3 separate regions of the Mus musculus genome follow, and all the other regions are linked to region 1. The links are chromatin loops, found by intact Hi-C in ENCODE. Cell type or tissue: heart. All regions are shown on one strand.

Region 1 (8,000 bases):
AGTATTAAATAGTCATTTTCATATAGATGTTTGTGAATGAAAATGAGTGTGCGAGTGTGTGTGTGTGTGTGTGTGTGTGTGTGTGTGTGTGTGTGTGTGTGTGTGTAAAATTAGATTGGTGGTTACGCAGATATTTCCCCAGGTGTAAGTATAAATATTGGAGCAGCTGGCTCCTGGAGAGAGGCTGGTATGTGAAATTGTGCCCTGTGTATCTCAAAGGCTCATGATTCTGTTGTGTTCTGACAACTGAGCCTGAAGAACAGGAAACAGGAAGCTTAGCCATAGAGATGTTTCCCAACATGTCTATTAGTCTGAGAAAAAAGAATCTAGCTCCATGTTGACTGATACTAATAGAAGAGTACTTAATTTGTGGTATTTTTCCTCTGCTTGGAATACCGTGCAACCAGCGTAAAGGATGGTAGGAAAGTAATAAGGCCCTGTGAGATAACCTGATAAGTACAAGGCAGTTGCCACCCAGCCTAAGGACCTAAGCTTGATTTCTGGGTCCTACACAGTAGAGGGAGAAAACTGTCTCTCATGAGTTGCTCCTGACATCTGCATACACACACAGACACACACACACAGACACACACACACAAAATAAATGCAGGTAAATAAATTTAATGAATAATGATCATCACAAAAGGTCCCCATTAATTGGAAAAAAAGCCACAGACTGACATTTATTGGGAAATGGTGCATATTATATAATTCTTCAAAAGTCAATTATAGTGAATAACACCTATAAATCTTAGTGGGTTAGAAACAAGCAATTATAGCCTAAAAGGTTTAGATTATAGAATGTATATTTTAAAAAGGTGTGTGTGTGTGTGTGTGTGTGTGTGTGTGTGTGTGTATGTGTGTGTGTGTGAGTGCCTATAGAGGTCTAAGGTGTTAGCCTGGAGCTAGAGTCACAGTTATAAGTTTCCTAGCAGTTCTGAGATTTGAACTCAGGACCTCTAGAAGAGCAGAAAGAATTCTTAACTGCTGAGCCATCTCTCCAGTCCCTGGATTAGAGGATTTGTTGGTTTATTCTTATGTTCCAAGACCTCCCTCACTTTAACACACATTTTCTACCTAGAAACAAATACTTTATACTAAAAGGAAAAAAAAAAACAGATTTTTTTTTAAGCAACATACTTGTCCTTTTTCTCCTCCTCCACTTCTCCTAGATTTGAAGCTCAGACACTCAAGTCTAGCTCTGCCATGAGTCAGTGTCATCCAAACAGCAGCCAAGTCTTCTCTTCCTGCCTTCCTGTCCTTTTGTCTTAACCTACTGGACAGGGGTGACTAGTGCATTAGAAGAGAGAGAGGGGAAGTACTTAAGCATTGGCTGTAACCTTGTAGCCAGTCACAGTGCATCAGGTGGCAAATGTATGGTCAATCTGTGTCATTAGATAAAATGCGCCTTTGCTTGCTACACTTTCTTGTTTGCTATAAAACACAAAACGTGCATTATCATGCTGAAATCAGTTTGTTTTAAGATTTTCTGTGGTGATCCAGAAAGCTATAATGTATATATTAATATAAATATACTTTGTATGGACAATATTCTAAATACATCGTGATATATTCAGTTTTTAAAGTAAATCTTTTAAAGTTGCCTCCCTTCAATATAACAAAAGAACTATCCCTTTTGAAACTGATTAAAATCATATAAAATGAAAGCTAACGCATTTATGAATAATCCAAATAGATTCATGAATATGTAAATTTGGAGGTACTTCCTTGTGTTACGCCCACCCCCCAAAAAACTAGTTTCACCTTAAATTGCATCAAATATCTAAACCTTATAGCACATTTTAAAGTTTCTACCCAATTTGTAACAGCAAAATTAGCTTTTGGGGGCTAGAGTCAACTTCCTCAGCTTAAAGATTGTATTTGTTTTTCCAGGTTTATAACATTTAGTTAGGTAAAGCCCTTCTTTCCTGGACCCGGTTTCCAGTCATTTACTGTACTGAGATCTTAACTGGACCTCTCAGCCTGTTTTGTCTAACCACTGGCTTAATTGCCAGGTTGGATGGAGCCTGGTAGGCAGGCGGCACCTCTGGGAGCCGCGGTGGGATACATATTTGTGACATTGTAACTGTGGGTTATACATAACACAGCCCCCAAAACAATAATCTAAGGGAACCTAGGAGCCATTTACGTGGCTTTCCTGAAAGCCAATGAAGAGCAGGTGGGCATGCTCATTGTCATATGCATCCCGTGTCCAAAGCACATCTGTGCCGTGCATGCGATGCCGGGAGCTCACTCTACCCTGTGTTTGCCAACAGAACTACTTGGCCCACGAGGAGCTCCTGATTGCCGTGGAAATGTTGTCTGCCGTTGCTCTGCTAAACCAGGCCTTGGAGAGCAGTGACCTCGTGGCTGTGCAGAACCAACTCAGAAGCCCCACCATAGGCTTCAACAATCTGGATGAGGCACACGTGGACCGGTAAGGAGCACTTCCCGGATGCTCTTTCAGGGTGGAAAAAAAAAGTGCTTGGCAGATCCCCCCACCCCCACCCCCAAGTGGAAAAGTCCACATGTCCTGCTTGCATTTTCTCAAGAGCGGTCTGCTCTGCCACAGGGGCTTCTTTATCCTCCTCTCCTAGAGACAAAATTGTCATCTTGTATTAACAACTGACTTTATTCCAAGTTGATACCTAGAGGAGCTGTGAAAATACATCAACCAAAGAGTACACATGGTGGGACTCGTGACTCCAGCTGCATATGTAGCAGAGGATGGCCTAGTCAGTCATCAATGGGAGGAGAAGCCCTTGGTCCTGTGAAGGCTCTAAGCCCCAGTGTAGGGGAATGCCAGGGCCAGGAAGCAGGAGTGGGTGGGTTGGTGAACAAGGGGAAGAGAGGAGGGGATAGGGGATTTTCGGAGGGGAAACCAGGAAAGGGGTTAACATTTGAAATGTAAATAAATAAAATATCTAATTTTAAAAAAAGAAAGAAAGGAAAGGGAAAAGAAAATACACCTTCCTGAATAGGGGAAGGATCGCTGCCCCACAAGGGATAGGAACTCTACAGGAAGACTAACAGTCAACTAACCTGGACCCACTGGGCTCTCAGAGTCTGAACATCCAACCAAAGAACATACATGGGCTGGACCTAGGCCTCCCTGAACATATGTAGCTTGGTCTTCAAGTGGATCCAGAGCAACTGGCATGGAGGGCTATCCCAAAAGCTGTCCCCTGTGTGTGGAATATGTTCTACTAGCTGAGCTGCCTTGTGTGGCCTCAATGGGAGAAGCACCGAGTCTCCCAGAGACTTAAAGTGCCAAGCTGGGAAGGGAAGATATCCAGGAGGGCCCACCTGCTCAGAGGAGAGGGGGAGGGTGGAGGAGAGAAGAATTGTAGGAGGGGGTGACTAGGAGGGGGCAGTGAGTGAGATGTAAAGTGAATAAGTAAAAAAATTAAATTTTTAAAAAAGAAGAAAAAAGTACACCTTCCTTCCAGCTTCTTTAGGAAAGTTAGAAGTAGCTGTATATACAATGTATCCATTCTATTGACAAGGAAACTTCTAAGGTTATGAACCTTAAGTGGAGCCCCAAACTCTCTCCAGTGGTTGTTGGCCTAAAAGAGCCTTGTAAGCCCTTTCGTTTTGGGGTCCCCGATAGCTGCATTTGCTAGTCAGGCGGACGACTTCAGTGGATCTACAGAGAGTGCTAAGGCTGGAATTAAAAGACAAATGAGAGGTTTGTTCTTTCTCTTTGCTTCTGGATTCTGAGGGCAGGGCCTTAGCACACTTGCAAAGCACTCAGCCCTGGAATGAGAGAGAGATCAGATAGGAAAAAGGAAAGGAGATGAGTGGCCCCTAAATTGCTGTGACCACCAGGGGGAGATGTCTACCCAGATCCTGATGAAAATTTAGCCAGTGATTCTAAACTGGCTCCAGATGGAGAGCTAGAGCTGCATCACGCGCAATTGCAAAGGAAACTGAAAGAGTTCTTAGATTCTGAGGAAATGGTGACAGGTCACTTGAGCATGCACAAAATGGCAGAAAAGAAGCGTCTTCCTGAAGACGCTTCCCTCCTCCTGATCTCTATGAACAAAACCCCTTGCTCTCTCAGGCAGTGACTCCTCCCTCCACTCCTGTCAATCACAGCACCCCTTGCTCTCTCAGGCAGTGACTCCTCCCTCCACTGCTCCTGTCAATCACAGCAGACGCTGCTCCAAGCTTAGAAATCTGTCTGATGTCAAGTTTTCTTCTGCCCCTGGCCAGCACCTTCTGTGCCCAGCTGATCTCTGTGTCCAGTCCTCAGCTAAAGGCTCCCTCTCCAGGGACCACCGTCATAGCAGTGTCTCTCCCTTTGTGCAGTAGCAGTGTCCATGATGAAGCTCCCACCTCTTTCTTCTCCTCCTCAGGTCGCCAGTCACACTTATCTAACCAACTTCTGAGCCCTCCTGATGCTGGAGTATGAGTCACAGCTGCTCGCTCCTTGGAGAGTTACATGTAACCGTGACTCTTAGCAAAGCAATTGTCAAACATACCGGGCCACCTGCCCTCTGACTGACAGTACTTCTCCCATCCAGTACTCTAGCCGTCCACTCTGTTGATCAAAATTGCCCCCATCTACAAATACCACTTAAGGAAAGGGACTCGCTCCATTCGAGAGCCACATTGCCTGCACGAGCCAAGTTCATGATATAATAATAACTTAAGGACAGGGGTCACCCTGGCATAGTGGCACACACCTGTGATTCCAACATGAAGGCACAGAGGCAGGAAGATGAATTCAGAATTCTCCTTGACTATATAGCAAGTTTGAGGCCAGCTCAGGCTACATGAGACTATTTCAATATGAAAATATTACATATATCTGTATGAGTATGTGTGTGTATATATATGTATAATTTATACAATTACACACACACACACACACACCACCACCACCACCACCACTACCATCACCACTACCAACATTAACAACAATAACAGCAAAGAAGAACAGTCTTGTTTTAGTGCATAGTTGAACCCCTCTGGTCCAAATCCAAGTGGCATCATGGTTTTAGACTTCTATGGGATATATAACAGAGGGGCCAGCAGGCCCAGTGTTGTTAGTGCTGGCCTGGCTGAAGCATATATATATATATATATATATATATATATATATATATAAATGTATATTTATGTGTGTGTGTGTAGTGTGTGTGTATTATATATATATATATATACATATATGTATGTATGTATATGTATATATTATATAGGCTGAAGCATATATATATATATATATATTATAACACACACACACACACACACTGCAGCGATGACTTTGTACTGAAGAGCCTTCACTTGAGGGGACTGTGAAGTCCTATGGGCTCCTTCCTAAAACTTCCCTTTGGCTCAATGGCACACATTTCTAAGGGGATCCTGGGTGTTGTCTATTCCAGTCCTTAAGGATTCCTACAGAGCCATCACTTATATTTTTATTAAGTCTACAAGAGGCCCCGAAAGGCTTTGTACATTCTTAAAGAATGGCCTTGGTCTCTGAGGAAGGCTAGCCAGTACAGATCTCCAGGAGTCCCTGCTGTTGGTTTCATCTGTGCTACTTGTTAGATGTCAGTAACATAACTTCTTTGTGACTTTGTGAGGCAAAATTCTCAAGCACAATCCCTGGCCCATTTCGGCCTACTTTGGCCTACTTTGGGTTGGCCTCCATTGGTGTCCATCATTCGTCATCACTGCTTCCTGTTTTGCAGAACTTTTTTTCTTCTTAAGCTACATTGTATAAAAGACACCTCAGTGTCACTGGTAGCATGAAGAACTTTGGGGACTTTTGTCGCCTCCAGGGAAACACTTAGGCTCGTTGCAGTATTCTTTTTAGCTTCCTTTGCTCACAGGCATCAGGGGCTACAGACAGAAGCCACAGGTGAATTGTGTACCTAAAAAACTGCTCTTCATTTCCTTGGTAACAAAAGATGAAACAGTACAGATTCTTGATTTTATTTTTTCTTTTTTGGCCAACTGGTTCACGTTAACTGTATAATTTTCATTGGTAAAATTGACTCTTAAAAATATATGAGAGTTTCATGGTAGTAGACGGTAAAATTTTCCTCGATTTAAAAAAAAAAAACTAATCAGAAATGTACAGGTGACAAACGAATCTAGATTATTCTCACCCCTGCATTGTGATGCTGAGAAAGTGTATCACAGCTGTCTGAGTTGTCCATCAAGGCTATTGGACATATATATTCATGGCTTTGAACTCTTGGTGGGCTTGGTGGGTTAAGCTGCTAATCTTAGCTACTCAGGCACTTTAGGCAGGATGAGTAAAGTCACAGGCTACCAGGGCTTACATACCAAGTTTGAAGCCAGCAAGGCAACTTAGTGAGACCCTATCTCAACATAAAAATAAAAGAGGCCTTCGGTTCTAACTCAGTGGCTGAATGCTTGCCTAGGCTACTGAAGGATTTGGGTTCAATTCAAGAATTTTGAAGGGAAGAGAAAAGGAAAGTCATTTTGTGTAGTTGAGGATTTAATTTTGCTTGGATTAAATAGGAGATTGGGTTGTGAGGAGCTTTGATTACAGTGAACATTTCATAGACATAAAAAAATACTTTGGATAAAAAAGCACTAGTAGTGGGGTGTTTGCTGCTCTAGAGGGGGGCAGAACCTGAGGCAGACTAAAGTCTCATGTAAGAGCCAACTTTATTCAGAGTATCAGACAGTTTATACTCTGCGGGTTATGAGAGGTCACCTGAGTAAAGGTCTCATGATTGCAAGCGTATACAATCACAAGGACAGTCTGCACGTGTCAAAACGTTTTACCACGGAGGCATATAAATAAATAACAATATTCAGTTGTAATTAATAATCTAAAACTCATTCTTCTCCACCATACCTGGAAGGAACAATTTTGGTTGTTTGAAGAAATCGACAGTGGAGCTGGAAAGATGTTTAGCATTCAGACTGCATACTGTTCTCATAGAGGACCCAATTCAGTTCTCAGCACCCATGTTAAACAGTTCATAGTTGCCTATCACTCTGATTGCTGGGCAGTCCAGTGCCCGGGGCCTCCATGGCACATGTCCACACAGAGATCCATGCAGACACGATTTCAAAATAAAATACATTTGCAAAAAGATAAATGCTTACACCATAAAAGTCAGTCTAACATGTGCTGACAGGGCTGTACAAGACAATTTTACCCGCTTGTCTACTCTTTGTCTAACCTCAGGATATTGCTTTTGAACAATGGGAGTTGCAATCTGTGTCCCAAGTCAGGCCTGACAATCTGTACTCAATAAGTCAATTAAAAGATCCAAGTTAAAAGTGGAGAGAAGAAAAGAAAACTTAATCGCTATAGCCACAAAGAGATCCAGAAAATCCCCACATCCATCACAGAGGTCTTGAAGTGAGATCAAAGTTTAAATAGAGAGCCAAGTATATGCATGTGTAAGCAGTTTGAGAAAAGGTGTGGTTCCACCCATCAGTGACCCATCACTGGCTTGATTCTCATCCTGTAAGGTAGTCTGACAAATTGTTAGAACTGTATGTAGTCTCTTTCCAGGAGATAACTTCCCCTTCTGGCTGATACACTTTCCTTCTCCCAGAATAAATTCTCTTTTCTTTGGGTTCCATCACTTGAACATTCTAATAGACTGAGAGACACAAAGTATCTCTTTAGAAACACAAAGTGTCTCTCTAGAAAGATCTTCACTTCTGCCCGGCTGGTTGCAGCATCTCCACTTGGCCCCTGGGTAACGCTTGAGAGGCAGGACGTGAGGCGTGGGAGAAGTCTGAGCTGAGGCTTTACTGTTTTCTCTTCCAGTTATGCAGACGCACTACTCTCTGTTAAACAAGAAGCATTATCCCAAGGGCAAGATACCTTAAGCTGGAATGAAATTCAGAATTGTATCGATATGATTAATAACCAGATTCAAGAAGAAAATGACCGTAAGTATGGAACATTTTCCTTCTGTAGAGAACTTGGAGAACAACCCGTGTGGGTTTTATATTCTCTAGATGAGAGTTCTAAGAGTTTTTGCTCATGGGAGCATCCA
Region 2 (8,000 bases), 52 kb after region 1:
GGCAGAGGAAGGAGGATTTCTGAGTTCGAGGCCAGCCTGGTCTACAAAGTGAGTTCCAGGACAGCCAGGGCTACACAGAGAAACCCTGTCTCAAAAAACCAAAAAAAAAAAAAAAAAAAAGACTGAGGCTGGCTTCTGGGTTCTCAGCAGCTCCCATTGGTCTGTGCTTAAAAGGACAATAACCAAATTTCAATTTCTAAGATCTTTGCCCTTCTGTCAAGTAGAGCATTCCCCCAGTCACCCTTGGGATGATTCCTGCTTGGCTCTTAGAGGCCCCTCTTCTTTGTCTTTCCTTGTTGGTTTTTGCCTAATTCTGGCTCCTTCCCAGAGATCCTTTGTGCTGAGAGAAACTGCTTCCTGCTCCTGGCAGCCAGAATTTTAATCTATCTGGTTCAGCCACCAGGTCTTAGAGCCAAGGTCTGCTGGTTAACTTTCTTTCCTCATCAATAAGACGTAGATAGTACTGTCTGTTCAGTGTCTGAGCCTGGTGACAGTCGGGGGAGGGCTGGCTAGTGAGAATTAGATAAATAGAACACAGTGGGGCCCAGGCATTATCAGTTTTGTGCATTTGTTTATGTGGCTTTGCTTATCTGGCTCTCACTGATGGAGAATGAGCCACACCACAGACTGCATATGTTGGTTGGCGTATTTTTGTAGTAATATTTTAATTGCAGAGCCAGCTGCTTATCCTGCTCATGATAATCCTGAATTGAAATATGCCTGCTCTTCTCCCCACAGTTGGCTCCGAAAACCCACCATTAACAGTAATCCGAAAGTTCGTGTACCTGTTGGACCAGAGTGACTTGGATTTCCAGGAGGAGCTGGAGGTAGCCAGGCTACGAGAAGAAGTAGTGACGAAGATCAGGGCCAATCAGCAGCTGGAGAAGGACTTGAACCTAATGGACATCAAGATTGGACTGCTGGTGAAGAACAGGATTACGCTGGAGGTCAGAGAGCAGTGAGCCCCTCCCTCAGCTCCCAGGAGAGAAGTGTGTGTGTGTGTGTGTGTGTGTGTGTGTGTGTGTGTGTGTGTGTGTGTGTGTGTGTGTGTGTATGTGTGTGTGTGCTCAGGAGGACTGGTTCAGGAAAGCGCTTTGGGAATTTTGCGTATATTGCCCAAGGTTTATCATTTTTTGTTATAAGTTACTCATTTTCATGCCCCTTGCCTATGACGTATTTGTAAATCTTTTTAACCACGCTGACAAGATTGGCATCCTTCAAGGTGGTACAGGTTCTGAAATGAAACTCTCATATGATAAAACCTATGCCCATACATACCTTTATAATAAAGCCAAGGCCTTTGTGTTAAGTATTTCACCGTTCTAATACGAAATATTAGGTATGAAATACATATGAAATGTACTAATAGGAAAGTACATCAGCCTGATGACAGCAGGCAGCACAGCAAGGCTGCCAGGGACTCGGGTCTTTTCCCAGAATCACTATTGACTGAGATAAGAAGGCTACAGATGATCCTGATACATTGAAGGGTGGAGCAGTCAGAGCCTCGTGTCCAAGTCCCTGCAAAATGCAGGACAAGTGTGGTCTGCTCCCAATGCACACAGCAGCTGCAACAATCCTAGACAATTTTGTGTATGGAAAAATACATTGTGCATATATGCAGAACACCTCGATTCCAGGCTCCAGTACTTACAAACACACCTATATGAATGAGCAGAAAGCCATTCAAAATTTCTACCTTCAAGATCATTCAATCATCCTACAAGAGCAGAACCTCTGTCATCCACCAGAAACCACAATGAATTAGTCAAGGAATTAGTAACTTTTCTTTCTGCTTTTGAAAATTTAGTTTTGGGGACAGGTTCCTCTTGGCTCACAGTTTGCGGGTACAGTCCATCGAGGCCATGACAGCTGCCGGGTGGGGCTGAGGCAGCAGGAGTGTGTGGCAGCTGCTCACTGCCTCCACATGCCGGAAGCAGAGAGGGGGAACGTGGGTGCTGGTCCGCTGGCCCCATTTTCTATTTTATTTCCTTTGAGGCCCCAGCCTCTGGGCTGGTGCCATCACACTGAAGATGGATCTTCCCTCCTTGTCTACATCTCCCTGCAAACACCCTCATTGACATGCCAGAGGAGTCCCCCTAGGCTGCCCCGAAGATTAACTACTTCAACCATGAATTCAGCCTGACGTCTATACTATGTAACCACTAAAAGGTGTCCTGGAAGACTAGGGACAAGGCGATGGCTTACAGTAGAACAGCAGAAAAGACACTACCTGAATAATATGACTTCTATCAGCAAAGGGAACTTTGTGAAGAAATTCAGGAAAAGAAAACTTTGACATGCTCCCTGAACAACAAGAACAAAATTAACGTTGAGCGTCTGTGCTTCTTAGCCATGTGTGTATCTTACATCTTATGCAGGAAGTGCCAGCTCTAGTCCTTTTTGTGCATTTCAGTTCTGAGTCTTTCTAGTTTTTGGTTGCAAGAGCATCTAAGCCGGGCGGTGGTGGCACACGCCTTTAATCCCAGCACTCGGGAGGCAGAGGCAGGTGGATTTCTGAGTTCCAGGCCAGCCAGGGATACACAGAGAAACCCTGTCTTGAAAAGAAAAGAAAAAGGAAAGGAAAAAGAAAAAGAAGAAGAAAGAAAAGGAAAAAGAAAAAGAGCATGTTTCTCTAATCTGCAGGCATTTTCTCTCATCCTGGAAAGTCATGAAACTTTTTAGCTTTGATGATGGCTGATTTTGTTGTTCCTTTTGTAACTTATATTGTATTATAGTGGAGAATCCGTTGTTCAGTCCAAAGTCAAAATTGCTGGCTAGTTTTCCTTTCTCGGGGTTGGTCATTTCTGCTCCTGTGTGTGTTTCTGTTTTGAGGTTCTTGTGCTGTGAGGTAGGGGGTCTGACTCTTTCCTGGAGGATGTAAGTATCTAGCTGTTCCACCATCATGTTTTTAAAAAGAGTACTCTTTCTTCATTTAATTTTCTGATGCCTGCATTAAATCCTGAGAGCAAACAAGTACAGCTTTGGATAAAGCCTATGGCAAAGCCTGAACTCATCTACCAGGGGCACTTCTTCAATTTAATTTAATTTCAAGGTCCCCTCTTCCTTTGTTTCCAGGGGAAGGAAACAGAAAATGCACGTTGTGGTGGGTCTTGGTTTGGTTTTTATTGCTGTGAAGAGACGCCATGACTAAGGCAACTCTTATTTTAAAGAAAAAGAAATTTTTTTTTAATTGGGCTGGCTTACAGTTTCAGAGGTCCAGTCCATTTCATCATGGCAGAAAGCATGGCAGCATGCAGGCAGACGTGGTGCTGGAGGAGCCGAGAGTTCTACATCTTGATCCACTGGCAACAGAAAAATGTGTTCCACACTGGGCAGGGCTTGAGTATATGAGACCTCATTGCCCACTCCCACAGTGACACACTTCCTCCAGCAAGACTACACTGACTCCAAGAAGGCCACACCTCCTAATAGTGCCATTCCCTATGGGCCAAGCATTCAAACACTTGAGGTCTATGGGGGCCATCCTATTCAAACCCAAGGAGGTTGTGGGGGGGAGAGGCAGAGACAGAGACAGAATGTGTGTGTGTGTGTGTGTGTGTGTGTGTGTGTGTGTGTGTGTGTGTGTGTGTGTGTGTGTAGGAAAATGATAAAGTGTACCAAGGTAAAAATAACGATGTCATAAAATTCTTCACAGGATGTAATCTCACACAGAAAAAAGCTGAATAAGAAAAAAGGTGGTGAAATAGAAATACTGAATAACACTGACAACAAGGGAATTAAAAGCTTGAGTAAGGAGAGACGGAAAACACTGGAGACCTACCAGCAACTGTTCTACCTCCTCCAGGTGAGCGAGCTTCTCCTCCACTCTGGCTTGTGGATAAACAACAAGCTTCCCACTATGGATCCTCGCCCATGCTCCAGCCAACAGCTTAGTTACATGCTCTATGTGAACATCATAATAACAGCTTTGTATAACATTTATAATAATAGCTTAGGAAATGCTTTACTAAGTACTAACCGTTAACGTTAGGTGCTTTATGTAGAGTAACTCATTGAATTCTTGACCTAGCCCTGAGCATCAGGATAAGGAATGGCATTCTTCCCATACTGCAGATGAAAAACCTCAGACCCAACCAATAAACAGTAGGCAGCATGCAGGCAGTTAGCCTTCAGGCTCGCTCCCTTCACAACTGCACTGTACCTCAGTGATGTGCAGAAGCAACGTGAAGTTCATCATGATGACCTCAGCATGCCATTAAAGGTTTCATGTCAACCGATGACAAAACTAGTCACTAGAAAAGCAAATCTGTGCCAGGGACAGACCTCCTCCTTTGGGAGCCAGAGCCAGAGAGGTGGGACTATTTTGACGTCATTATTTTCATGGCATTATTTTCTGAGCCGAATGAGTCATAATTTGACATGGCATCCAGGGTACCGGATTATGGTTGGACTTTGATGGGCTGGCTATTGGTTTGTTCCCTGTTGACAATCTGATTACACACTGAGGGACCTGGGCAAGTACAAGCCATTAGCAGCAGACTCCACACCAGCAGGAAAACCACCCACCCTCAAAGAGGTGGGCCAGTAGTAGTTCATTGTGTGGCTCCAGGCCTGCAGGTGCCTGAACCTTTGTTGTTCCCTGGATCGGATACTTAGAAGAACTCACTGCATGCAAGAGCCCCACGGAAAGTACTAAATAACAGATTGGAGAATGACTTCAAATGGATATATGTGCCTCTGATGGCCACTATGTGGCAGCATAGGAGGAAAAATATCCGTGCTTTTACCTTTGCCTGTGCAATTCACTCCTGACCTGCAACCTTTCCCTAAAGGAAGAGCCCCTCCCCACTCCCCGCTCCCTGCTCCCCGCCCCCTGCCCCCCCCCCGCCCCCACCGCCACCTCCACTGTGGCCACCTTAAGCAGAGATGCTTTGCTTATCCAATTTAGAGTAGTGGTCAAGCCGTGGCTGAGTGTTTAAGTCGGAGGAACTCCTCAGCTGCTTGTAGTCCAGGCCTTTACCTCTCCTTGAGTCCAAGGCCAGTGATGAAATGGTAGGAAAGAAAATGGCCTGGATTCCTGTCGCCCTATGATCACACGTTAGTCGGGACTCTTCTCCACAGCTGTCCAGCCAGGAGAGGACGTGCTTAGGTCTGTGTCTCTAGCACGAGCTACACGGGGAAATAAATTCTTTTAAAACCATGATACCTACATTTAGTTATCAGTAGAAAAGAGGCTAGCAGTCTAGGAAAACATTGTCCTGGGCTGGAGAGATGGCTCAGTGGCCAAGAGCACTGCAGATGACCCAGGTTTGGCTCCCAGCATCCACTTGAGTTGGCGTCTGTAATTCTAGTTCTGGGGTATGTGTAACTCCAGTTCTGGGGTATCTGACACCCTCTCGTGGTCTCCAACACCTGCACATAAAGTGCACATGCAGGCAAGCAGACGCACACATTTAAAAAAAAAGTTTTTAAATTAAAAAGAAAATAGAGTCCAGGGTATTTTATGCACAGAACTTTATCCCAACACTCTGATCTCAAAACTAGAGTAGCAACAGAAACCAGGATCTGGTTTTTCTTGGAAACCTTCAGGCCACGCAGCTAGGGCATCCTGAGTGAGTCTTAGCTGCCAAGCATACTAACATTGACCATTGTCTTTTCTCACGAGCAGTGAGAAGAAGAGTGGCCCATCTTTCTGTGTGAATTCCTCTCTCTCTGTATACACTATATTTTCTCCTTTAACTTTGGTCCAGCCGGCAAAGCTGCCAGAGGAAGACGCTTAGACCAAAGGCTGGCTCTAATTTCACTCTCTTCTCTGGAACTCTGTTGTCTTTAAATTCCTGTCAATTTCTTGAACTCCTTTTATTCTTGGGGGGGGGGGCTGGGGGCAGGTGGGTCCTTGTTTTGACTCATGTTCTTTCTGGAATTTCTCTTGTTGGCTATTCTGACCCCACCCCCACCCTCCCCAGCCTTATTCTTTCTCCCTCTTTGGAGAATGTCATGGCGGGCTGGCTCACTGTCTCCATGTGTAAGCAGGGCCTTTTCTTTCTCCTTCTAGGCACAGATGGTGTGTATTTCCTTCTGTTTACCTGTCAATCTTTCTAGGCCAGCTTGGCTACTTCAGTCTGTTCCTTTCTCCTCAGTTCAGATTCTATGGGCCCACCTCCTCTTCTGTGTCTCTCTAATAAACATTATATGTCGTTAAAAGTACAAAAATGTATAAAAGACGACTATAGCAAACAAACCATGTAATAAGCAGCACTAACATGTTATAATGTTTCAATGTAGCTTCCTAAACTGTCATTGTATAATATTAGCTGATCTCTGCCAGAGGCTGTGTGCTAGGACCCATCTGTTCCTCACGACACATTCAGTCACGGGAGAGCCGAGAATCAGATGCCACGCTCTGCTTTCGTAGACATCAGCCTCTAGCTGACGGCTCCCACCTTCTCTTGTAGACCAAACCTTCATACCTGGCTAAGCTGATTTTCCAGATGCCACAGAACAAGTCGACGAAATTCATGGACACGGTTATCTTCACTCTATACAATTACGCCTCTAACCAGAGGGAAGAATACCTGTTGCTCAAGCTCTTCAAAACTGCGCTGGAGGAAGAAATCAAGTAGGTATAAAGCCCACGAGAAAGCACCAAGGCAGGTGCTCATGATAGCGGTGGGCTAGCTCAGGCTGACACACATAACTTTAAGAATTCCATTCAAAATACTGTCGAAATGCATCAAGGTCTGTCAGACTGAAGTGGAATTTTGATTGATAGTTGAATTTCAAGTTTTTTGGAGCTATTGTTAGCTGCAGATTTCTCCTACCAGAGATCCAACCGAATCAGCTTTGATTGTCTCCGCCTCCCACAAGTGAAAACTTATGGAAAGTTAATGAGAGGCATTACTTTCTAATTCTGAGTAGCAGCATCTTCAGCAAGTAGGGCAGAGGTTGCGATCTCTGCTGAACAGTTAGTCTTAGACAGAGGAGGTCTTCAGAGTCAGGCAGCTCAGCTATGGGATGCAGCCAGATGCCACATGGCAGTGACCTTAAAGGGCATCTGAAGACATTGAGGCAATTTGTTCACCCAAGAAAAACTTCAAAATGAGGTGAACCAGAGGGACAGGGTCGCCCATGGTGAGCAGAGGGACAGTGCTGCCCATGGTGGGCAGAGGGACAGTGCCACCCATGGTGAGCAGAAGGACAGTCGCCTGTGGTGAGCAGAGGGACAGGGCTGCCCGGGGTGAGCAGAAGGACAGGGTCACCCACTATCTTAGTCGTCGTCCATTTGCAGCTTGTTCCTCCCTGTAGGATGAGACTGAAGCTGTAGCTTAATTTTCCAGGCCTTGAGTTGCTTGGGTAAGAAGTGCACATCTTATAAGTGGCAGCTTATGTTGCAACCGTATTAATTCTGTTTCATATGAAGAAAAATAAAACTCCATGTACTGGCTAGTTTTGTGTTAACTTGACACAGGCTGGAGTTATCACAGAGAAAGGAGCTTCAGTTGGGGAAATGCCTCCATGAGATCCAGCTGTAAGGCATTTTCTCAATTAGTGATCAAGGGGAAGGTCCCCTTGTGGGTGGTGCCATCTCTGGGCTGGTAGTCTTGGGTTCTATAAGAGAGCAGGCTGAGCAAGCCAGGGGAAGCAAGCCAGTAAAGAACATCCCTCCATGGCCTCTGTATCAGCTCCTGCTTTCTGACCTACTTGAGTTCCAGTCCTGACTTCCCTTGGTGATGAACAGCAATGTGGAAGTGTAAGGTGAATAAACCCTTTCCTCCCCAACTGCTTCTTGGTCATGATGTTTGTGCAGGAATAGAAACCCTGATTAAGACACTTAACAAAGCTCTTAGGTGCCTTGGATAGTCTATCTTGTTTAAACCTCTCTCCAAAGAAGTCAACCATCTTGTTTTGACTTGGGCTTTCCCAGATCAAAGGTGGACCAGGTACAAGACATAGTGACAGGCAACCCTACAGTCATCAAGATGGTTGTCAGCTTCAACAGAGGCGCCCGGGGACAGAACACCCTGCGCCAGCTCCTG
Region 3 (8,000 bases), 330 kb after region 1:
CACATGTGCCTGCTGCCTTCATTATACTGTGTTTTTTTGGCTTTTGTTTGTGTGTTTGTTTTTTCCTATCCAGATAGAAGCTGGTGAAGCTCCTTGAGCTCTGGTCTGTGGGAGCCTGTGTACCTCTGGGGCATCTGACTACACGGCAAAAGATGGCACAGGCAACCACAAAGCAGTACCAGGTAGGGCCCTCTAGTGCAGGAATCAGGAGTGAGACCCTTTGCTCTGTTTTTGCACACCTAGGAAGCTGGGATTGCACAGGCCCTGCTAACAGTTGTGTTACAGTTCCCATGCCTAAGGTACATTTGGCCCTGAAGACCTGATACTTCCCGGGAGTGTCTCTAACATCCAGGGCCTGTAGTTTCACCCCTCTGCCTCTTTGCTGCCCCCTGTCTTTCTTCAGCATCACCTTTGCCTCTCACATGTCATCACTACCTATACAATTCGCTTTGTTCTGACAGAGATTCCACCTTGACCCGCTTAGCTGCTTCTTATCACTGTGGCTTTCTCTCACAGTTGCTTCAGCTCAAGCAGCAGCTATAGCTACATGTTTGCTGCTGCCTCTGCCGCTGCTGCCACCCACCACCCACCACCCCCGCTGCAGCAGCTGCCACCACCGCCTCCACTGCTACTGTTAACCATTGATACCATGGCTCTGCCTCTTTTGAAGCAGTTACCACATCCCTTTGCTTTAATGCCTCTGCAGCTGGGCTGGCTGCCTTCGTAGTCCATCAGGGCTGAGTGGATGTCTCGCTTCCATGACAACCCTTCTGCCATGGCTAAGTTGTGTAGGTTTCCCTGCTGTCCTTTCCAATTATCATCCCCGTGGTCTCTGGTGCCACTGCTTTTCTTCAGGTTACCAGTTCAACCTGCTCTTCTAAAAGTGAGATGACTCTGACTCTTATTGGACTTGCTTTTGAAGTCCAGAGGGGGCAGTACAGGAAGGAATCTCCCAACCGGTCCACCCAGTGAATAAACATCCCAAGAGAGGGACATTGTACCAACCGTGTCTAACATCAATCATACCTTTGACCTTTTGAACCCGTCACAATGGTCGCCATGCTAGGCAACCTCCAAGGGAATGGATGGATCCTCCTCTGGTCTGGGTGTGAGGAAAATAAACATCTTAAGGAATGTTTGCAATAAGAACTTACTATTTCCATTGGTGTTTGGTTTGTTTGCTTGTTTGTTTTTTGGTTTTTCAGGACAAGGTTTCTCTGTATAGCCCTGGCTATCTTGGAACTCACTCTGTAAACCAGGCTGGCCTCGAACTCAGAAATCTGCCTGCCTCTGCATCCCAAGTGCTGGGATTAAAGGCGTGTGCCACCACCGCGCACGGACAGTTCTCTCTTTCTATCATGTGGAGCTGAGGGATCAAACTCAGGTCACCAGTCTTGTTGGCAAGGGCCTTTACCCATCATACTGTGCTGTCTTACCAGTCCTAAGAGCATTCATAATAATGCCGACTTCTTGACCATATCCCAGTGGTGGTGGTGGGAACTGGTTCCTTCATCTTTCTCAATCCTTCAGTATAAAACTCCAGACGTAATTTGTGTTTGGATTAAATGTGCTATGGCTAAGCTTACACCCTGTCACACTTGTGAATGTGTGTGTGTGTGTGTGTGTGTGTGAGTGTGTGTGTATGCATGTGAGTGTGTGTGTGTGTGAGTGTGTGTGTGTGTGAGTGTGTGTTACTGAGGATCAAATGCAGGGCCCCAGGCATGTGGCCACTGAGCCCCTTCCTAGCTTATGAAGGTCATCGACACGTTTACACATTTTATTCTCTGAGACAAACATCTTTTAGGCTTAGACTTCTCAAATCTACTTTTAATAAGGGTACTTAAATGCTTTAACCTCCCTTCTAGCCCACCACCCACCAGAGGTAGTGGAAAGGCAAGGTTAATCGGGCAAAGGAGGATGTGGCCCTGTTTAGAAATAGTTCTTTGGAGCAAATCCAATCTGTGTTGTGAGGATAGCAGCAGCAGCACGATCCGCCCACAAACACCATTCATGAATGAATCAGCAAAGGTAGGTCAACCCAGAGAAACCCCAAGACTGCCAATTGGCCAATTGACTTAAGAGTCCTTGGAGGTCGCAAGAAGCCACTGGAACACCCCCAGAAGTTTTTTGGTGTGTTTCTCTCTATGAAGTCACAATAAACAGTGACCAGCAAAGAGTGGCAAGGCGTACCAGTTCCATCCAGCATCACGCACTGTCCACTGGGCTATATTTCTATCCTCTCTAATGTCACATGTTCTCTCAAGCATCCGCTCCAGCAAAACATCACAAGCCCTTTTTCCAGGCTGCCTCCAGAAAAACACCACGTGACTGTTCTCAATAAAACACCCTCTCACGTGTCTGCTTTAGCGAAATCCTCCTCCTCCTAAGACAGTGTCCAGAAAAACATCACATGACACAATGGAATCTCCAAAGAAACCAGAAACATCTTCTGTTTGTCACTGACAATTCTCTCCTGAAAGGGAGTCCAAGGGCCTAGAAGGCTTGCCTTGATCACGTGACAGCTTTGAGAGCCACGAAATTCTGAACCTTTTGATTCCATGCAGTGAATGAATCCTATCGTGATTTGATGCAAGCGGTGCTTTTCAATCTTCTTAGAGATTATTTGTATCCTATAGCATCCTTGTAAGTGCGTGGCCAAGACCAATGGATGCTGTGTGAACCAGAAAGTGATGTCTCTGACTTGCGTTTCCTTTATTTTCAGGCTGATTATATGTTTCTGAGGATTTTAGAGAAAAGCATTAGTGTAGGTGTTTGTGATGAGACTCACAGCTTCATAATGACAGTCTGATGCGCTGTTTTCCCTGAATGCGACCATGATCTAGGCTGAGTTGCAGGCTGGTGACCCCGTGGCACGGTAGCTTTTATGTGAGGTCACTGGGAAGACAATGAATCTAAAACATTATCAAATGGGGCCAGGACCGTGTAGCCTATAGAGCAGTGGTTCTCAATCTGTGGGTCGTGACTCCTTTGGCAAAGCTCCATCTCTAAAACCATTTACATTACAGTCTACAACAGTAGCAAGTTACAAATATGAAGTATCAACAACAACAACAACAAAAAATCTATGGCTGGGGTGGGGGGAATCCCTGTATAAAGGGTAGTCGCAGCATTAGGAAGGCGAGAAGCACTGTTCTAGAGTGTAGTAGCCCTAGTAAGAAAACCATGGAAATGACTTACTTGGCTCTCCTCCTAGCATTCATCCTCCTACCATGAATAAAGTTTCCTGAGACTGCAGGGTGGAAAGGAACTTGTGGCTCTCTGTTGAACACTGGCTTACAACAAGTTTATAGGACGTCAAGACAGTGTGGACTGGCTGTTATGACTGTTATGTCTGGCTCAGTTGGTCGATTCTTTCTACCATGTGGTATCTAACTCTGGCCGCCAGGGTAAGCAGCAGGCGGGCACCTTTACCTGGTGAAACAGCCTTCTTTGTCTTCACTCTTTTGTGGGGTGCATTTCAGAACAGGGCCCTTCTTAGCGTTCTCTAGCGCTTCCTACAGCTTTACCACTGATAATAAATACGGAAACCACGGACGTTCCTTTCCTTGACTGTGTCACTGCGGTCACACAGTCAAGAATTTCTTCAGACCCTTAAAAGCATTTTTTTTTTCCTTAAAGGTAATACTGGATTTCTGAAAGCAAACAGACTGCAGTGCTGGGGGAATGCGGCTCAGGCTCCCAGAAGCACTTATGTTTGAGAAGCCTGCCACCTGCTGGACACGTGAGGAAGTAGCATGGCGGAGAACAAAGTTCTCCAAATGCTCCTTGTTGAAAATCTAAGGCAAGCAATGCCTCAACTGTCACCCCAGCTTTGGGGAGCAAAATGAATAAGTAAGACTTTGTGAAACGATTTCCATGGCAGTCTCGTATATTTCTAATATAGACAGATTTTGTTAACTTAAAAATTCGTGTGTGGGGGTGGGGAGTCTCGAAGTGTCGCTCAGTTGTTAGGGTGTTTGCCCAGTATGCACGGAGCCCTGGGTTTGAACCCCAGTACTGCATAAACCTACACGGTAGAACATACCTTCAATTTCAGTACTCGTGAGGTCGATGCATGAAGAGTAGAAGTTCAAATGGAGTGGGGGCAGGGGATCGAAAGTTCAAAGACGTTCTTGGATCCTTGGTTACATAAGGTCTACTAAGGCCAGCCTGGGACATGTGACACCTAGACTCAAAAACAAAACAAAACAAAACAAAACAAAACAAAACAAAACAAAACAACAAAACACCAAAGCAAAAAGCTTTAAGGACCCGAAGAGACACTGGCAAAAGCAATAATAATGATAAATACAGTGTGCAGTGTCCTGCTGTGTGCAGAACTCTTGATCTCTACTTTTTTGCAACACTCAGTACCACCCCAGGCATATTTTGTGCACCAGAACCTTCATGCTACAGAGTGCATCAAAGGAGGGGAGGGCTCTGCGACCCTCTCCTCACCCTCCAATCACTCTCAGCCCTGGAGTCACAGAGATAGGTATCATCATGGATACCTTTATCCCCACCAACTGCACGGCTGATAAGACGAGAGATAGTAGCCAAGTAGTGGTATCTGGAGTGGATTAATTCTGGAAAATTTGAAACTGACTTGAAAGACATAGGGACACACTAGTGACTTGACTGTCGGTTATTTGGTTCAGGAGACCGGGTGGAGCTTGGGATAAGGACAAAAAGAACACTCTGAATTTCATTAAAGCCAGAAACTTACAGCCTCGGGATGTGGAGAGCAAGTACCTCTCCTACGTTTGACACATATGAGTCATTTGAAATCAGTTTCTGTCTGAATTAGCTAGGTGCCTGGCACTGGACCAACAGAGTTTCCATGGAAAGGATGACAAAAGTTTTGCTGAGGTCATTTTTGATACACGATTGACCTGCTGATTGTGTCCCGTATTGTGTTCGGCTCTGGAGAGACAATTATAAAATAGGTCTCTGCTCCTCACGGTGTCTCCGTATGGAGTGAGACACTCGCGGTTAATATGTGAGATAACTTTAGAGAGTCGTGGAGCAAGAGGCCGTTCCCGTATGGGAACATTAGAGTCACTTCTAGACATTTCACACAAGGAGAGTGGGTTAAATCCATACTATGGGGAAGAGAGGGGATGGGACGGGGAGTACAGGAAACCAGATGTCCCTCTAGGTGCTGGAGACAGCGTCAGATCTACTCTCCCCAATGCTGTTCTTCAATGATGTCTGTGTGGACCATTTATCTTTATTCAACCCCCTAACTATCCCATCTCCAAGTCACGCACGTGTACCTATCACTAGAAAGGGAAATGGGAAAGGATATCAGGGCACAGACCTTCCAAGCTGCTAGAAAACATCTGCATAGTTGTCCATGTCTACAGATGAGTTCCGAATGGTGGCTCTTTTTGTCAGAATGGGGATAGCGAGAGACAAAGTGTGGTATAATGTCCTGAATGTGACACAGACGGTGAGAGACAGAGCCAAGGCTCATGCTTACGACTGCAGCCATAATTAACAAAACCAATAACAAATTATTAACATAGTGTAATGTACAAGTAAGGTACATGCATGGCTCTGTGTATCGATCTCTAGGTTAAATACATTCTAACTATGTGACCTGTGTGGGTTTATGCACATGTGTGCAGATGCCTACAGAGGCCGTAAGGGGGCAGTGGAGTTAAGGGGGAGCTGGAGTTACAGGCAGTTGTAAGCCACCCAGTGTAGGTGCTAGGAACTGATCTTTGAACTCCTTACACACACATCACATCGACCCCCACCAAGTGTGAAGCCCTTCCCGCTCTGATAACCAGCTCTGCTTGGGGTGTGTTTTATTCAGTGTGGGGCCCAGAGTTTGTACAAAGGACTGCCCATGGTCACTCAGTGTAGGAAATGACACTGTTGAACTAAGAACACACAAGACCATTGTTCTTTACTAAGCTACCACACTGGGCTCGAACACATTTGGCTAAAAATTAAAATGGAGTTACCCATGCCAAAATTCCACACCATCAAGTCAGAACTCAGATGCTTATCTGAGTTTCCAAGGAATGAGCAAATGTGAGAGATAAGAGCTGGCTTGCCGAGGCAGGCCAGCTTTCAAACAATGGTGTTGCCTGGTTTTAATCTTTATATCCTTTACTCCTAGTCAAAAAAATGTGAGCCAGATGTAGGGAGGTAGACATTTGCTCCCTGCCACTTCCTGTTAGACCGAGTAGGAAGATCACAGGTTAGACCCAACTTAAGCAACAGAGACCCGATCGCAAAACAAAGGCTAAGACAATATTTATTTTCTACTGTTCTCTATGTCAGTCTCTGTTCTATTTTTGCTCTTTTGTGTCTTCTTTGGTCCTTGTTTGTAAACCAGACATCCTTCAATGTGCCGTGAGAATTTACTCTGCTTATGGAAGGAAACATTGGTTGATTCTAGAGTTTCAGAGAAACCTGTCCATTAGTTTAAACTAAGTGACATGTAAGTGACATTGCTCTGCACCTTGTATACCCTTTGTTTCCACTCCTTACAAAGACAAACACACACACACACACACACACACACACACACACACACACATATCCTCTGGCGATTACTGAAAATGCCTCCTTGTCCAGCACTCTCTGGAAATCCCCAATGTTCGAAGTCTTAATGCAGGACAAAGTTGGGGAATTGTGAACACATGGGAAAGAGAAGGTGTGCCCAACTCTAGAGACTGGTTCAATTCTCTTGCCAGCTACCCCTCAAGAATTTCAATGCCATTAACAATATTTGTTGTTTGAAGGTTTCAAAAAACAGAGATTAAATTTCTTTTATAATATATAGATAGAGATTTTCAAATAAAAATTTTAAGTCAGCAATGAGCCAGCCTTGGGGCCTGAGGATACACGACTTTGGGCAGTTCCTTAATCCTCTCCCAGATAGTCAAGGAAATCCTTAAAGCAAAAATACTGATTTTTGTTTAATGATAGTGACCTAACTTTGATTTTTTCAAAAACATTTTTTATTTATTGTTGGTGTGTGTATGTATGTGTGATGTGTATATGTATTTGTGTGATCTGTATGTATGTGATGAGTGTATATGATGTGTATATGTGTGTGACCTGTGTATGCTTGTGTGAGGTGTGTGATGTATGTATGTGTATGTATGTATGAAATGTGCATGTGAGTGTGATGTGATGTGTGTGTGATGTGTATATGTGTGTGATGTATGTGTGTAATGTGATGTGATATGATGTGTGTATGATGTGATGTGTGTGTGCATTTGTGTGATCTGTATATATGTGTGTGTGTGATGTGTGTATGTGTATGATGTGATATGAGTATGTATGTGTGATTTGATGTGTGTGTGTGATGTGCATGTACATTTGTGTGATCTGTATGTGTGTGTGTGTGTGTGTGTGATGTGTATTGTGTGATGTGATACATGTATGTGTGGGACAGTCATGTGTGTCACTGCACACATGTGGAGGTCAGAGGACAACTTTGTGGTGCCTGTTTTCTCTTTCCACCTTTACATGAATTCCAGAGATGGAATTCCACACTTAGCTAGGCTAGCCTGGCAGGAATGCTGTTAACACACTGAGCCATTTTACTGGCCCTTGAGTCTACTTTATTCATTGTAATCCTGTTCAGTACAGCTCAAAAACCACACAGTGATCTCATTTAAATTTCTTAATGACTTTCTGAAGATACTAACCAGAAATTTCCCATACCTTAGATATGATTATTATAAAGACAGCCAAGTGCCTCTCTCTTTTGAGAAGCCCAGTCCTGAGCTCTCAAATGTGCCATAGTCTTTCCCCTGGGTGCCTGTAACCTCTCTTCTTACAAATATTAAAGAAGTCTTTTGAAGATTGTGTTTTAATGTGGATGAGTGCTTTGCCTGCAGAGGGTGGCATTGGATGCCCTGAGTCTAGAGTTACAGATGTGTAGGAAGGAAAGGATGCTGAGAACTAAATCTGGTCTGCTATAAGACTTGCAAGTACTCTTAACCACTGAGCCATCTCTTCAACACTAAAGACAT

Evidence for each region. A loop is a pair of places that touch in the nucleus more often than their neighbours do. Peaks named below come from ENCODE experiments on the same cell type or tissue, not always from the same donor. Only the 100,000 strongest peaks of a DNase experiment are listed, where the experiment ranks them.
Region 2: a loop joins it to region 1, with 5 times the contacts of the local background. A loop is called at or near these places in 9 of 42 quality-filtered maps.
Region 3: a loop joins it to region 1, with 5 times the contacts of the local background. A loop is called at or near these places in 14 of 42 quality-filtered maps.

Annotation. Positions count from the first base shown.
Region 1 is chr13:95,715,950-95,723,949 of GRCm38, reverse strand. Iqgap2 (IQ motif containing GTPase activating protein 2) reads left to right here. Exons shown (of 36, transcript NM_027711.1): 11 at 2,277-2,437; 12 at 7,769-7,893. All of the region lies in intron 1 of Gm52062 (a long non-coding RNA gene), which reads right to left. Among named protein-coding and RNA genes, the nearest start is that of Gm52062, 14 kb to the right of the region's middle. In heart, a CTCF peak has its summit at 3,819 (motif pointing right); no DNase peak of the experiment used is centred here; H3K4me3 peaks cover 636 bases; H3K27ac peaks cover 891 bases.
Region 2 is chr13:95,664,176-95,672,175 of GRCm38, reverse strand. Iqgap2 (IQ motif containing GTPase activating protein 2) reads left to right here. Exons shown (of 36, transcript NM_027711.1): 21 at 739-947; 22 at 3,659-3,808; 23 at 6,420-6,583; 24 at 7,889-8,000. It overlaps Gm33074 (a long non-coding RNA gene), which reads right to left and starts at 39. Exons shown (of 2, transcript XR_382776.3): 1 at 1-39. In heart, a CTCF peak has its summit at 4,691; a DNase peak (open chromatin) is centred at 475; H3K27ac peaks cover 2,760 bases.
Region 3 is chr13:95,386,092-95,394,091 of GRCm38, reverse strand. No RefSeq gene overlaps it. Among named protein-coding and RNA genes, the nearest start is that of Aggf1, 15 kb to the right of the region's middle. In heart, a CTCF peak has its summit at 3,738 (motif pointing left); no DNase peak of the experiment used is centred here; H3K27me3 peaks cover 691 bases.